Linked DNA regions of Homo sapiens: region 2 is linked to region 1. A link is a loop called in an ENCODE intact Hi-C map of the cell type or tissue named here. Cell type or tissue: Caco-2. All regions are shown on one strand.

Evidence for each region. Peaks named below come from ENCODE experiments on the same cell type or tissue, not always from the same donor. Only the 100,000 strongest peaks of a DNase experiment are listed, where the experiment ranks them.
Region 2: it touches region 1 in a loop (6-fold over the local background); 3 of 110 quality-filtered maps call a loop at or near these places.

What each region holds. Positions count from the first base shown.
Region 1 is chr20:13,008,157-13,010,656 of GRCh38, reverse strand. SPTLC3 (serine palmitoyltransferase long chain base subunit 3) reads right to left here and starts at 1,685. Exons shown (of 12, transcript NM_018327.4): 1 at 1,273-1,685. The coding sequence starts at 1,389. In Caco-2, no CTCF peak of the experiment used is centred here; DNase peaks (open chromatin) are centred at 1,406 and 1,696; H3K4me3 peaks cover 2,122 bases.
Region 2 is chr20:12,923,790-12,926,289 of GRCh38, reverse strand. LINC01722 (long intergenic non-protein coding RNA 1722) reads left to right here. Exons shown (of 12, transcript NR_109868.1): 5 at 1,382-1,558. Among named protein-coding and RNA genes, the nearest start is that of LINC01723, 25 kb to the left of the region's middle. In Caco-2, a CTCF peak has its summit at 959 (motif pointing left); a DNase peak (open chromatin) is centred at 959.

The DNA.
Region 1 (2,500 bases):
ATTACTGCAATTTCCTTCATACAACTGACAGGAGTTGAGCACCTTCTCTTCACATTGCTCCAGGTTTCAGATCCTCAGGTGGGACAGGCCAGTTCTGAGGTTTCTGATAGACACCTCCCAGCGTTGGACAGTGCCTTTTGTTAAGAGGGGAATGCTTTTGGGGACCACAGCCTGTTTACACACAACTCAGGCTCTAGAGCTCCTTTAGCCTCTTCCAATTGCACACACGAATGTAATTCACTGAGAGGAGGACTGGCCCCAGCCAGACCCACCTGTCCTGTGATCTTAGAACAATCTGCCTTTCCTGTGGGTGGATACTTGCTCTCTGGATGATCAAATGATGGAAGATTGCATGGGGCTCCCTGTGCCACTTCTCTTTCCAAACAGGAGGCTACCTGTTTGACTACTTGGGCTTGCTCCTCAGGCAGATGAGCTCACTTCTGCTGCTCAGAGCAGAGTGACACGGGATGTCCTGTGGGGAGTGGGGAACTGCCTTACATAAGGACCTCACAGACCCAGGCTCTCTCTTAAAACAAGCTGACAACTTTCCTCGAGTTCCTCCTGCCTAGGACACTCTGCAAACATCCCGGTGCAATAAGAGTGAAAAAAAAAAAAAGTGTCAAGTTGGAAAATACAAGTTTGTTTTAAAGATGCTGTTCTGTTTTCTGAGAGCAGTGTGTCACAATCAGCCCTGCTTTCTGAAGTGTTTTGGAAAAGAATGTCTGTGACGTCACATTTCAAAGAAATACTGTGGCCTCAAATCAAGTAGTGAGCTAAAACAATGCTCCACTACACACCAATAATAACTCGCCTTTCAAACAGTGATGCATTTCTCATGGACCTGGGAAGAATGCCATCTCCACCACATAATGTCAGCAAAATGTACTTTCACTTCCTCTTTTTCTTCTGAAGCATGACGGTTGTAGCAGGTCTCTTGGACAAAAATATATGCAAAGAGTTGGAACTTTCTTAATTCTTCCCTCCCCGCAAAATGCTTGAGACAAAAGTCTAGTAGGTACATTTGTATTTTAGGGAGCCTGAAGCTGTGTGAGTCTGTGTGTATCCTCTTTTGCATACAGAAGACATTTTCTCCTTAATCCACACCTAAACTTTTTGGTAGCCAAGCACTTTCTATTAACAGAGTCAACAGTCAAAACATGTAAAAACCCTTCATAAGATGAACTCTAAGTTAGGACAGCCTCAAATATCTTCACAGAGAAATATTGAAACGTTCAGGTAATTCAGAGAAGAGTAGGGGAGAGTGCCTCTTACCTGGGCTTCCTTCACTATTCCATTCTTTGTGCAGTTTCTGCTTTGTGAGCCATTGCTCTGTTTCTTGTGATTGTGAAGTTTCCCGTTGCAAACAGCACCACCTCCAGGGTTAGCCATGGGTGTGAAGTGACAGAGCCCGGGACAGGTTTTCCTTCAGAGGTCTCTGCAGGCTTTAGTTTTCAGTCTGCGAGGGGATGGGATAAAGCTCTTTGGGGCTGAGCCCTTAAAGGAATCTTACCAATCAGGCTTTTCCAGAAGAAGAGCAACAGCCTATCTTTTTGTCAGATCGTTGAAACTAAAACAAATGGTTACCTTTATACTTCTCAACTCCCGTCAAAATGTGAACTCCATGGCAACAAACCTGCTTCCGAAACTGTAAAGGAGATTGTCCATGCTGGCTCCTTCTGGGGACTGAGGGAACCTGGGGACTGAACAACCCAGTGGCAAAGTGTGAGGAGGCGGGCTGGGAGGTGGAGAGTCTTTTAAAGACACACACACACAGCACACTCACAGAGTCTTCTAAGTAACTGAGTTCTGAGTTAACCTCTTTTTCCCACCCCCTCTCTCCTGCATGTAATTGTGGTTTTTGGTTGTAAACCAAGCTCAAAAGTTAATATTTCTTTTTGCTATAAAATAGCATTCAGAGGTGGTTGCCAGGGCCTGGAGGGATGAGGCAAAGGGAAGTTATTGTTTAATGGGTACAGAGTTTGAGCTGGAGCAGATGAAAAAGGTATAGTGATGGATCAGTGCACAACAATGTGAATGTACTTAAACTAAACTGTGCACTTAAAAATGATTAAAATGGTAAGTTTCATGTGATGTATACATTTCCATAATTTACAAATGATTTGAAAAGATTTTTAAAAACCCAGTATTCAAAACCAACCTATGTTAAAATCAGTACTATAATAAGGGGGTACCAATCCATCAAGAATTCCAGTAAGACAGATGTTGAGGAGACAGAATATTTGATGACTGCGTTATCTTTATCTCGTGACCTTGGGGGAGGTATTTACCCACTTTATGCCTCAGTTTTTCCATCTATAAAATATCTGCTGAGGTAGAACAAAAATCATGCTGTAGCTTGGGTTTGTTACTGACGCAGGTGTGAGGTGGTTGATGACTGCAGGGTCCCAGTCCTGAAACACATCTGGTTTACTCACTAACTCTTATTCTCTCAATGCATGAATCTTCAAGGCTTTGTTTCTTCCTACCATCATCAAATGGC
Region 2 (2,500 bases), 84 kb after region 1:
GTTGCCTGGCCTCTCTTTAGCAAAACTCTAGCCCACTGCAAATCTCCCTGGGCAGTCGTGACTGGACGTGTGTTCACTGAGCCCCTGGGAGACAGGGCTGTGTCCTGAGTTCTGGGTCATCACGGCAGGCCCTGGAATTCAGCTCCGGGAGTACTGATCTCTGGCAAAAGCTATGTGCTTAAGGAAGGTGGACCCTCCCTAGGCCCAGGAGATGGATCTCACTAATCTAAACCAGTTATGGCATCCCTACTCCTCTTACTGCTGATGGTTTCAGGGACAGGCAGGTGACTGATTTCTGACCAGTCAGTTGTAAGTGTACATTTGCTGGTGTGTGTAGGGGGGGTGTCTGGAAAATTTTCACCTTTACAAAAATCCATGGGGAAAGAAAATCTGCCCATTTTTTGCCTTCACCAATGTGGTGAGAACATGATTCTTAGAGGTACTGCAGGCATCTCGTACCCAGGTGGGGTATCTTGTTCTCAAATGCCGATGCATTGGGGAAGACAGGTTGCAGCTGAGAAAGCAGTATTCACCCTTGAAAGTTCCCAGGGCTGCTGAGCCAACCTGAAATCGCCTTTATCCACCTTCCTGGGAGACAGGTTAACAGCATTCTCTCCTAGGGGTCACGGATCCTGGATTTTTTGTCCCTGTGTAGGAAGCGCCAACACATAGATACACTTGGCCTGAGAGAGGACAATGGCCTCCCAGGCTTGGGGACTGCAATGGGAAGGAAAGGGGGCTCTTCCTGAGACTTGGTGGAAGCTGCTATCAGCAGAGGCCCTTTGAATGCTCCAGTTACTCCATTGTTATTCATCTAGTGCCCACAATCCAAAAGATTATTCATTTGCTCAGAGCCGAAAGAGGAAATGAAATGGAAGGGAAGAAATGGGTTGGAGGCGCGGAAAAATGCACAAATGGCTAAGCTTAGGCTGACATCTTGTGGCTAAGCCCAAAAAAGGCACTTCACTAAGAAATGAACTGAGCAGCTGGGCAGCTCAGCAGGGGGGCAGCCTGCAGTCTGAAAACGGAACAGCAGCCTTTTAAATCCACTCTCACTTTTTCTTCATTCTCTTTTTTATTACATGTCAAATTTCTTCAGCAGTCTTTTTCTGTACTGTATAGCTATTAGAAAGAATATTTTAACTCTAATGACTACAGACTTAAATTTATTTCTGGCTAAAATACATTGTTATCTTGACTAATCCTGCTTCAAATTAAAACTGTTCACCCAAAATCAATTGATTATCTTTTTCTTTAAATTAGCAATGACATGCAATTGACTTGAGTAATCGTATAGTTTTCTACCTAGAAATTAATAAGCTGTGCCTCATATATTACATTTTTAATGACTAGGAAAACACCTTTTTCCCATTTTACACAGGTGGAAGCCAAGTGATGGCCAGGGTCACAGTGAGCAAATGGCAGATGGGATCTTGCATCCTAGTCCCTCAGAACCTACAGCCTGGAGGCGGAGTTAATGGTCACCACTTCCTTTGAATGCATAGGAACAAGCAGTCTGCATGTTGTCTCATTTAATCTTTAAAACCACCCTAGTGAGGTAAATTTTGTCTTTCCTGCCTTATGAATGAGGAAACAGAAATCATGGCTCTAGAGATTGGCTCCTGGGAAACTGAAGCTGGCTTATCTACTTCTAAAACCCATCCTTCTCATCTACCTCCCCTTTTAGAGATAACTCACTCTTCCCCCAACCCCTTCTTCCTTATCTTACACATACCTCTCCTACATCTGAGCTTCCAAGAAATTGTTAGCATTTGTTGCTATAGTTCTCCTTGAAATATTAGCCGATGAAGAATTATTATTGTTTTTCCCAGGGACATTTGCATAACAATAGATAAGGAGCTCTTGAACACAGAAAGCCTTTGGGGTTTAAAGGGAGCATGTCAGACTGCAAGAAATAATGGGACAAAGACATTTGGGGGCCAGGGAACAAAGATCTCCTTTAAATCACCTCACAGAGACTGTTCTGTCCTTGGCAGCCCAGGGCTTCCAGACATCAGGTCACATATCTGATGTAATTGAAGATCCAACTAAAGGCAAGCAGTTGTTTATTCAGCATCCTGGACGGATTTACCACCAGACTAATGCAAATGCCACCTGATAAGAGCTGGAAGATGGCCCTAAGCAAACAGAGGGTTCCCCCCACCCCTCCCACCACCATTATTTTGAGAAACAATATCTTTTATAATTCCAAAATACAAGGGGTCAGAGCATTTTAATTCTAATAAGCTTGAAGTTTTCATTTTGCTTAAAAAAATTTGAACAATGGCCAATTAGCTGGTGAGCAATACTTTATCTTTGGCACAGAATTGAACTCATGAAATACTTATTAAGGGCCAGGCAACCAGTCACCCTGCTAAGTACTTTTTCTAAATTACTTCATTTAATCCTGACAAAGCTGCCTATAAAGTAGCATTGGTACACTCATTTCACAGATGAGAGAATTGACTGTCAGTGGGATTGAGTGGCCCATCTGAGATTG